Linked DNA regions of Homo sapiens: region 2 is linked to region 1. A link is an interaction called in ENCODE POLR2A ChIA-PET data of the cell type or tissue named here. Cell type or tissue: K562. All regions are shown on one strand. Each heading gives the region's core, and the rest is flanking DNA. Links, peaks and the distances in the headings are about the cores only.

Region 1 (5,371 bases), core at 128-5,127:
ATTTGCTGTTATCTTCCCCTTTCTTGCTCCTTGTTTCCATACCCCTGCCATGCAAGATGTCAGCCTAGATTAACTCAGCCATTCCCCTCTGCTGTAATATCCAAACTGCAGACCATTGTTGGAGGAAAAACACAATTTTTAGAATGGTACAACCACAAACTTATCTCTAACGTTGCCCAACAACCCTTCTGTGTGTCCTTCAGCTATTCCAAACTTTGGCCTCCTTCCTCAAATTCCTTCTCATACCCCCCTCCCATTGACCCCTCACAGTCCGATGACTTTGCCTTCATTTTGCTGGGAAGATAAAGACTTCAGAGACTTTGAAGACTTTCAGACCTCTCTCCCATAATCACATCTGTGGAAAAGGCCCCATAGATCCCTGGCTAGTTCTCTTTTCCTGCCTCATCAGGGCTCTTGTCAATATCCCTTTTTATCAGGCAGGATGGCCTGTGCCTGTAATCCCAGAGCTAAGCAAGAGGCTGAAGTGGGATGATCTCTTGAGGCCAGGAGTTTCAGGCCAGCCTGGGCAATGTGGCAAGACCCCATCTCTAAATAAATAAATGACTGCCTCTTCTCTGTCTTCAATTTCTCCCCTGAGTTCCACATCCCCCTTTGGTTTTCTGACTTGTAATCCTTTACAGCCATATTTCTTCACCATTCACCCTGGATTCTATCCTAATTTTTTGAAAAGGCGCTAGTTAGTTAAAGATTGCCATATTGCTAAATTAACTTTCCCATCCTTAATTTGACTTTTCTGCAGTATCTAGGGCAGCAGAATCACTCCTTCATTGAAAAGTTCTTAGTTCCTTGATTACACTTCTAATTTTTCTTTCCATCTCTCTAACCATTCCAAAAATCGGAGATTTACTTCTGCTCAGACTTCCCCAGGTTACATTACTTATAGTTCTGTTCCTCTCATCAAATGCCACTTCCCTACATACATCTTTTCCTCCTCATATTAAACTATGAAGTTTCAGCCCTCTGTAGTATACAGCTGTTCTCTTACACATCGGCTCAAGGATCTTTTCTAGGAAGTATGCTGAAATCAGCACCATGCCTAATCTGATGGAATGCCCCCTCTCTGAGTATACATTGCAACTTCAGATCTCAACTCTGCCACTTCCAAACTGTGTGGCCATTTTTCAAGCCCAGTCTCAATGGGGACAATGCCTTACAGGCTTTCTTTAAATTCCAAAATGCCTGGCATAGTGTGGGCGTTCAATACAGGTGATTTTTTCCTCACATCTGCACAGCTCCTTGTGGTTAACTAGGGAATTAGGGGAAATGGATTCCAATCGTGATACAGCACTTTGGGGAGATTGGGATTACAAAAAATCAACTTTAAAAGGGCTATGGGGCCAGGCGCGGTGATTCACGCCTGTAATCCCAGCACCAAGGCGGGTGGATCACTTGAAGCTAGGAGTTCGAGACCAGCCTGGCCAACATGGTGAAACACCGTCTCTACTAAAAGTACAAAAATTAGCCAGGCGTGGTGGCGGGCGCCTGTAGTCCCATCTACTAGGGAGACTGAGGCACAACAATCGCTGGAACCCGGGGGACAGAGGTTGCAGTGAGCCGAAGTCGTGCCACTGCACTTCAGCCTGGGCGACAGAGCGAGACTGTCTCAAATAAAAAGGGCTATGGGTTGAGCCTGGTGACAGCCTGTGTGGTGATTGCTCGGCCCCTAACTTTATATGTTTGGCCTTGGACCCTCTCTACCTCTGTACAACGATCGTGTTGGACTAGAAGAATCTCAGCGAATCCTTCTCCAGTACTGACTTCAAAGGTTCTCAGAATCGCGGCGAAAGCACCCTACGCAAAATAGCGGAGGTCGGCGCCAAGAAAAGCACTGCAGGTTCAGGGCGCATGCGCATTTCCGCTCCTTGCCGGTTTTCCGGACCTCTACGAGTGGCTGCCCCACAAAATGCCTGCTTCTCTGCGGAATCCTACTGTTCTTCACATGCTCTCTAATACCATCTTTTCATATCCACTTTCTCTTCCATGTTGAAAAATTAAATTGACAGGCTGGATTCTGCAAAGATCTTTGGACATTTAAGTATCTTCGACCGGCGCGAAAAGAGGCGGCCTGACCTTGGAAGTGGGACGGGGTCCTGCAGCGGGTCCTTCCGGCGGGTGACATTCAGCCGGCGGTTCGGGGCGACGGACTCTCCATTCCAGAACCATGGCCCAATTTGTCCGTAACCTTGTGGAGAAGACCCCGGCGCTGGTGAACGGTGAGCGCGATGTGAGACCGCCGAGGCGGGCACACGGGCGGCAGGGAGGCCTGCGATGGCCTGAGAGGAAGAAGCGGGCTGCGAAGACCCGAGGGGCCTGCGGGTGCCGGGGCGGGATGGCCTGCAGGTGGAGGGAGCAGGAAGCAGGTTGGCGACTCTTTTCTAGCCTTCCACTCGTCTGACCTGCAGATTGGGTTCTCTACACAACCTAGAAGTTCCTGAATTCTAACCACGACTGGGAAGAGAGGTAGTGTGAAGGAAGCCCGGCGTTGCCCGGCAGCTGCAACCATTACGCCCCCTGAGATCGCTAAGAGCAGGGATCTAGAGGGGATGGTTCTGTTAGGAGAGCTAAGAAAAGGAAGGGCAGAAACGTGAAAGTAAATCAATTCGGCCTCATTACATGTGGTGTTGTTCTCAGTGGAGTATTTGGAAGTCAACAGAAATGTTTAAGGATGGGTGAGCTTTTTTGAACGTTGACTTTGCTTTCTGTCCTAGACGGATTCTAAGATACTTCCGCTTTAATCCGAGGGAAATTTTAGGTGGAAATGGACTTCATGGATGAGTATCCATGCCCCGAGAAGCATAGGACGGGATCCGTATAAACAATAATCTTTGTTACGAAGCTTAGCATTCGTGGAATTTTTTCAGCTTGAAGAGCCTCACTGGTAGACCGCTGTATTTCACAACAACCCTGAATAATCACAGCCTCTGAGTACTAGTTTATTTGGCCAGTAAATATTTCAGTTGTCTTCTCAGTGGCAAGCTATTCATTTTATTCCTGAAGTGAGATAAGCTAAATTGACGTAAGTTTTTCCTAGATGTGCTGTATTCCAGTAAGTGACTGAAGGTCGGATCTCTTAACTTTTGCCTACGTTTATGAAATGTGAATAGAAAGCAGAACTTCAAAAAAAATGTAATACTTTCTAGCCTATTTTGCTGTGTTTGAGTTTGGTTTGGGTATTTTCTTTTTCTTTCTTTCTTTTTTTTTTTTTTTTTTCCTAGAAGACAGGGACTCACTCTGTCGCCCAGGCTGGAGTGCAGTGCAGATCACAGCTCACTGCAGCCTCCACCTCCTAGGCTCAAGCGATCCTCCCACCTCAGCCTCCTGAGTAGCTGGGATCACAGGCACGCACCACCACACCCAGCTAATTTTTGTATGTTTTAAGAGACGGGATTTCACCATGTTGCCCAGGCTAGTCTCTTAACTCCTGGGCTCAAGGGATCCTCCCGCCTCGGTCTCCTAAAGTGCCAGAGTTACAGGTGTGAGCCACAGCGCCAGCCGGGTAATTTATCCATTCTCTCCTCCCTTCCCTCCATCACCAGCCAAACTATGAGTTATTGAAGGCTGTCCTGCAGAACCTCACAGCCTACTAGTGAAACATTTTACACATTTTCCCAAATAATTTCATAAGCTTGCAAGAAAATCTTTTACTTTACTAAGATTGTTAAGATACCTGTCATAGAGCTCTACAATTTTATATAAATCAAAAGAGATGGCCCTGCGGCGGTAGCTTACGCCTGTAATCTCAGCACTTTGGGAGGCCAAGGCGGGCAGATCACTTGAGGGCAGGAGTTCGAGACCAGCCTGGCCAACATAGTGAAACCCCATCTCTACAAAAAATACAAAAATTAGGCAGGCTTGGTGGTGCATGTCTGTAATCGCAGCTACTTGGGAGGCTGAGGCAGGAGAATCGCTTGAACCCCGGAGGCGGAGGTTGCAGTGAGTCAGGATTGCACCACTGCATTCCAGCCTGGGCGACGAAGCGAGGCTAGGTCTCAAAAAAAAAAAATAATAATGCTGGACACTGTGGCTCACGCCTGTAATCCCAGCACTTTGGGAGGCCAAGGCAGGTGGATTACCTGAGGTCAGGAGTTAGACACCAGCCTCACTAATATGGTGAAACCTCGTCTCTACTAAAACAGAAATTAGCCGGGCATGGTGGCAGGCGCCTATAATCCCAGCTACTCGGGAAGCTGAGGCAGGAAAATCTCTTTAACCCAGGAGGCGGAGGTTGCAGTGAGCCAAGATTGCGCCACTGCACTCCAGCCTGGCGACAGAGCGAGACTCCGTCTAAAAAAAAAAAAAAAAAAAACTAAAGAGAAAAAAGGATTAGAGGCTTCACTCTGGACTTTGTGGGTGATTTAAGGCACAATTCTTAATATTTCAAGTGGATTTTTTTTCTGGTGTGGCTTTCACATTTTTTAGGTGGCGCATATTAAGGAATTGCAAACTAATTTTTGTGATCTAAAAAGAAAAGTAACACCAAGGTAATTTTTTTGTTATGAAATATATAATATGAACCCTTCCCTCCGTTGTAAATAATTGAAAGATAACTTGTTATTCTTCCAAAAGTACTTAGAAAGGAGGACTCAACTGGGCTGGAATGTTAACGTGGAAATACATTTTGCTTTATAACATACATAGGCTAGTGTATTAAATGTGAATGTTAAATATTTAATAAAAATTACTGACTATATCTGTTAATTCCCCTGGGGGTCAAAAAAGCTTATGGAAATAAGTAAATTTATCATCAGGTTTGCCTAGGAAGATCATAGAATCTGATTTTTTTTTCCCTTAACTGTAGACTTTATTTGTATTTCAATAGTTTTTCCAATAATCTTTCAGTTCCGGGATCCAATCCAGTGTACCACATTGCATTTAGTTTCTATGTCTTCCCAATCTCCTCTGGTCTGGGACAGTTTCCCAGTCTTCCCTCATCTTTCCTGACCTTGACAGTTTTAAGGTATCTAGGTATCTTGTCTGTCTAGGTATCTGTCTTGTCAAAGTATCTGTCTAGGTATCCTGAAGAATTTCCTCAATCTGGATTTGTCTGGTGTTTTTCTCATGCTTAGTTTGGCACTATGGATTTTGAGGAAATACCACAGTGAAGAGATGCCCTAATCACATGTCAGGAGGTATATGATATTCCTGTGACATCTCTGGTGATACAAGCTTTCATCACTTGGTTATAGGTTCCTCTACTGTAAAGTTACTGTTTTTCTCTCCGTGTTCTATTCTATAGAAGCAAATAACTAAGCCTATCCCATAAAGGCAAGGTGTGATTACAGTGGGGGGATTCCATCCCCTGTAGGAGGGAATATCTACATAAATAGAATTTTTCTGTGAGAAAGATTTG
Region 2 (5,371 bases), core at 77-5,076, 240 kb before region 1:
GATACATCCCAGCAGTCGAGTCACAGAGGGCCATCTCAGTTTCTCTCCCCTTCCAACCACCCCTTCCAACCTCTCTATAGCACACACAACCAAGAAAGTGCATATGTAGTTGGGTTTTCCCCTCCAAGTGCACAAAGCGCAAGAACATTCCAAAATTTGCCTTTGGTGAATCAACTCAAAACACTGAGAAGTTATTACACCTCCCCACACACACACAGTGTAACTTTTGGGGTGGGTGTGGTGAGATGTTTGATATTTGTATATATAATATATCTATACCTAGAGAGAGAGACTATGTACAGTGCATCAGCAAGCTTCAATAAAGGAAGACGCCAGCAAGAGGCACAGCAAGAGACACAGGCTGTCCATCTTTAAGACATAAGTAGGAAGGAAGATTTCTTGCTTCATCACCCGTTAACTGCACCAAGCCATTCCTATGGCCTGGAACTATCCTTTTGGACCTGCCCAGTATTTTCAATTGTCTGTCTGCTTAACCTGACCTTGCAAATATTTACCAGCCCAACCTCCCCAAGGAGACTCGCAGAGAGAAACATGGATCCGATCAGCTTTTCCTTTTTATAAACTGGAAATAACTGTGAAGAGTCCATAGCTAGGGGGCAGATAGCTATTTCCAAAGCCAGTTCCAAGGCACCTCAAAGCAGTTCAGTCCTGAATAATTGTGCTTTGTTCTTATAAGCTAAATCCCATGGGTTAGCCAGCCCGTCTCTCTTTGCAGTGGCCCTTAATTAGGAGGAAGAGACAGATGGGGGGTGGGGGCAGAGGGAGGTTCTGAGAGAGCAGGAGAGGCTGGGGCAGTTGAGAAAGTCAGCCGACTAAAACCAGCAGAGCGTGGTGGTGGGAACATGCAACCAGAAGTGGGGCTCGAACCCCACGGTAGGAAGAGGAAGAACTTGTCAGCATAAGTTAGGAAACAGGGTAGGGAAATGGCTGCTGTGGAAACATCTCTCTGGTTTTCCACCTCTACTTACAGAAGCCCCATTTTGCTCCCAACTTCACCATCCTGGGGGAGGCAGCTCTATGAGTCCTCTGGAGGAGATTCTAAGAGGCTCCAGAAGAAAATGCATATGAGGGCTGAGCACCTGGGACAGAGATGGTTCCTGACCCAGCCCCATCTGCTGGGGCCCTGAGGCCCGTGAAGAGACATTGCTTTTCCTGGGCCCCAGTTGATCAGGGCAGAGGAAAAAAAGACTCCAGGAATCTTGGGCTTCTTGATGGAGAGTTAGAACTTCTTAGAATACACTAGGAAAGCCCGCAAATAATTCCCCTAAATGTTATGGATCCTGGAAAAAGATAAGTTCCCAACATCAGCACAGCTCCTCACTCATCCTGGGAGAGAAGGACACTTAAAGGGTGACCAAAAAAATGAAATCTGCAAGCTGCAGAAATGTATACAACCACTCTTGGTCTCAGCTGGCATGAGGTGCCCGCCACCCACCTCTCTGCCCCCAGCTGGCTGGCTCAAGGATGGGCAGCGTCCATCTGCTGCAGGCATCCTGGCGGCTTAGCCCACCCGCATTGGCAGTGTGTTGATTGGCAGTTAGGTACTGAGCTGATGAGTTTAGCATTTCCAGATGGGCTTGACTCGCTCACCTCACCCAGGTGTTACCAGGCTGGTTGCCCATCCCCCACTCTGCACCCACTCTGCCTGGCCTCTGCACCCTTGACCCTGTTGTATTGCCCCTCTTCCCTGCTGTTTCTCCCTTCCCAGGGCACAGATTCTAGAATCTCTTCATCTTCCCCAACTGTAGCCTTGGAAGCAGTGTCTTGCAGAGGTGGAATTAGATGCACCAAAAAGTTAATCTTGGTCCCTACAGTGCCAACCTGGCAGTCCCCAGTGCTTATGGCTTTGTGTATATCCCCAGTGCCCGGCACAGTGCCTGGCACATAATAGATGCTCAATAAATGGTTGCTGAATTGAAGCAAATTAAGCTGAATCTCCCAGATGATATTGCTGTCTCCCCAAATTGGCAATCTGATGGGCAGAGGCAGGGATTGGTCCCTGAGACTGTCACGGTCCTGTCTCCACCCCCTTTCCTAGACTTATTCCCTACCCTGGGCACCTGACTCCTTGAGTAGGGGTGGGGCAGAGCTCCTGGAAAGGCTGGGAAGTGCTGGGGCAGGGAATGGGGCATTTGCCAGCAGCTGTGCCCTTCACACTTGCTCCCTCCCTCCCTGCTTCCCTCCACTCCTCCTCAGTCCTGGCCAGAGGGGCTGGGCTCCTGGGAGGGGGCAGGGCTAGAGAAGCCCACCCCTCCAACTCGCCCCATCATAGACCAGGACACAGAGGCCCCTCCCACTGGGAAAATGATGGCTCTGTTGCTTCAAACTGGAGACTGAGGAGCCAGAGAAGAGGGCAGGACCCTCAGTTTCTGTCAGTTGGAACCTCAGTTTCCCCATTTTAAGTGAGTGACTTGGCTAGTTGATCTCTGAGGATCTTCCAAGGTCATGGTCTCAGAGTCAGTGTTTCTGCCTCTTGCTCCTTCTCTCAGGCCTAATCAATTTCCATTGAATGTGAGTGTAATGGCAGTGATGGTTGGCTCCGCACAATTGCCTTTTTTTTTTTTTTTTTTTTTTTTTGAGATGGAGTCTCTCTATGTCACCCAGGCTGAATTGCAGTGGCACTATCACTATCTCAGTTCACTGCAACCTCTGCTTCCCGGGCTCAAGCGATTCTCCTGCCTCAGCCTCCCAAATAGCTGGGATTACAGGCACACGCCACCACGCCCAGCTAATTCTTGTATTTTTAGTAGAGATGGGGTTTTGCCCATTTCTACTAAACAGATGGAGGTAATCCACCCGCCTTGGCCTCCCAAAGTGCTGGGATTACAGGCGTGAGCCACTGTGCCTGGCCTACAATTGTCACTTTTGTCCCCACGAAGGGAGTTGTTGGGAGAGGAGCGAGTAGTGTGGCTGCAGATGGGACAGGGCTGGCATTGGCAGCTCAGGTTCCAAGGCCTCCCCTTATGCCGGCCTCAGGCTTTCCCTTCCCTCTCTGTAGCCAAAAGCCAGGTGGAAACCCCACCAAGGGCAACTGGGAGAGTTCTCACTGAAGCCCCAAAGAAAGCTGCCCCACCCTGTGCATGGCCTCCTCATTTCCCAGCCTTGGCTGCCCCTGCCCAGGCGAGGGTGGTTACCCCATGGAGAAGGCAGAGCCTGCAGCAACCTGCATTCACCATGGAGCCCCACCCCTCAGCCCCTCAGCTGACTTTGAAACTGGCCTCTGTTGGTGGGTCCCCGCTGGGAAACATGGCCCCCTACCTGGAGCTGCTCTTCCAGTCTGGCCTCATCCACAGTCCTAAGGGATTAGGAGCCAACGGGAGCCCCAAGGAGGCCACTAGCAATGGAAACGAGGGCCCAACATGGCCTCCTGGGCCAGGGCACATGTCCAGCTTTGCCTGCAGCCCTGGCTTTCCGTCAGTGCCCTGGAATGCACAGTCATCCCTTTAACATGCCCCTCCAAGTTTCAGGAACTCATCGTCACCTCCAGCCTGATGGCTGCTCTGGGCTGGGAGCAGGGGAGGAGCACAGCCGTGCCAGGCCAAGGCCCTCCTGAGGGAGCGCTGTCAGCACAGGAAAGCCCTCCCTCCCCACCAGGTCCTCTCTGAAGCCACTGCCAGGCCAAGCACTGGGCAGGTGGACAGCGGCCCCCTCCTCTACCCCTGCCCACCCACTCCCTTCTCTCTGGGGACCCTCACATGTGCCTCCTGCCTCCCCCCAGGGACTGGCAGGTGGGAGCCCTTTCTCTCCTCTCCCCAGGGCCCACACGTCCCAGAGCATGGCAGGTTTCTCGGATGGAAGAGAGTGGGTCACTCTTGGTGCAGGGTGGGAGATACGAAGTCGGGGGTTCAGGAGGCCCCAGGTGGGCCCTGGGGTCCTAGGTCACGGGAAGCACACCAAGAGCGAGCAGGCAGGGTCACTGTACAGGGCGGAGAGGGGAGGAGACGGGACACGGGAGGCTGCAGGGCCGGCCACCCACTACTTGGCGCCATCATCCGGGTTGCCTTCACCGTCCGTCTTGCCCTCCTCCTCGGTCTTCAGGTCATCTGTGCTCAGCTTCTGCTCTTTTTTTCTCCTCACACACTTGACCACCATCAGCACCAAGATGACCACAGCCAGGAAGCCCCCGACGGAGGCACCCACAATCACGGCCACCGTGGAGTCCCGCTCAGGGGGCTCTGGAAAGGAAGCAGAGCCACTGAGCACCAGGGCTGGGAAAGGGGCCTCCCCCATCACCCCACTACCCGTGGCATGCGTGGAACCATCCTGACTTTACTCTCCTCCACAGACAGGACTTTAGCAAAGCCGAAAAGCAATCCAGTGACTGACCCTGAAGCGCCGCCACCTCCAAATCCCAGGACACCCAAAGCCCCCAGAGGAGCTAGTGTGATGAAGTATTTAAGAGCATGAACTTTAAGATCAAACAGACCCAAATTTGAGTCCTAATTGTACAACTTACGAATTGCGTGACCTTAAGTAACTTATCCTCTCTAACCTCAGTTTTCTAACATGTAAAATGGGCTTAATAATAGTACCTCCCTCAAAGGTTTTCATGAGGATGAGATAATGCATAAACAGAGCTTAGCCCTATGACTGAGACATAGAGGTGCCCAATAAATGAAAGCTGCCATCATCACCATCATTATTATTGCTGTTGTTGTCATTTGAAACAGGGTCTTGCTCTGTTGCCCAAGCTGGAGTGCAGTGGCACAATCATGATTCACTGCAGCCTCTACCTGCTGGGCTCAGATGATCCTCTCACCTCAGCCTCCCAAGTAGCTGGGAGTATAGGTGCAAGCCACCATGCCCAGCTAATTTTTGCATTTTCTGTAGAGATGGAGTTTTGCCATGTTGCCCAGGCTGGTCTCGAGCTCCTGAGCTCAAGCTATCTGCCTGCCTCAGCCTCCCAAAGCGCTGTGATTACAGGTGTGAGCCATCACACCAAGCCCCATTATTAAGACTGGGATTATATTCTGTATCATTACCAGGACTCTCTGGGACATGTTCCCAGGTTCTTGAGGACTAGAGGGAAGAAAATGGATTCCTTCTATGCAGCACAAATGGTTGCTCCCATCCTCAGGAGGGCCTGGCCTCCCCAAAGTGCCCTGAGCAAATGCCGCAGAGAGTAGGTGGGTGGGAAAGGTCAGGGCCCCGCAGCTGGCACCCCAGCCTTCACCTTCCATGAGGACCTGCAGATGGATCTTGCCATGGCCACGGTGGCGGTCAGGGGGGTTCATGATGTAGCAGTTGTAAATCCCCTCATCCTCCGGCTGCACGTTTCTCAGCATCACCGACACATCGTACTTGCTGGGGTTCCCTGAGAACTCCACGCGGTCTTGAAACCGCTCCAGCT

Evidence for each region. Peaks named below come from ENCODE experiments on the same cell type or tissue, not always from the same donor. Only the 100,000 strongest peaks of a DNase experiment are listed, where the experiment ranks them.
Region 2: POLR2A ChIA-PET joins it to region 1 with 10 read pairs; 3 of 35 experiments call an interaction of 5 or more read pairs at or near these places.

The regions. Positions count from the first base shown.
Region 1 is chr11:118,399,484-118,404,854 of GRCh38, forward strand. It overlaps ATP5MG (ATP synthase membrane subunit g), which reads left to right and starts at 2,123. Exons shown (of 3, transcript NM_006476.5): 1 at 2,123-2,234. The coding sequence starts at 2,183. The region is part of intron 3 of LOC100131626 (a long non-coding RNA gene); the gene reads right to left. RefSeq lists enhancers at 1,784-1,863, 1,984-2,847, 3,306-3,896. In K562, for the core only: a CTCF peak has its summit at 2,359 (motif pointing right); DNase peaks (open chromatin) are centred at 1,898 and 2,108; H3K4me3 peaks cover 2,628 bases.
Region 2 is chr11:118,162,891-118,168,261 of GRCh38, forward strand. It overlaps SCN2B (sodium voltage-gated channel beta subunit 2), which reads right to left. Exons shown (of 4, transcript NM_004588.5): 3 at 5,195-5,371; 4 at 1-4,196. The coding sequence ends at 3,997. Among named protein-coding and RNA genes, the nearest start is that of SCN2B, 11 kb to the right of the region's middle. In K562, for the core only: no CTCF peak of the experiment used is centred there; no DNase peak of the experiment used is centred there; H3K27me3 peaks cover 3,614 bases.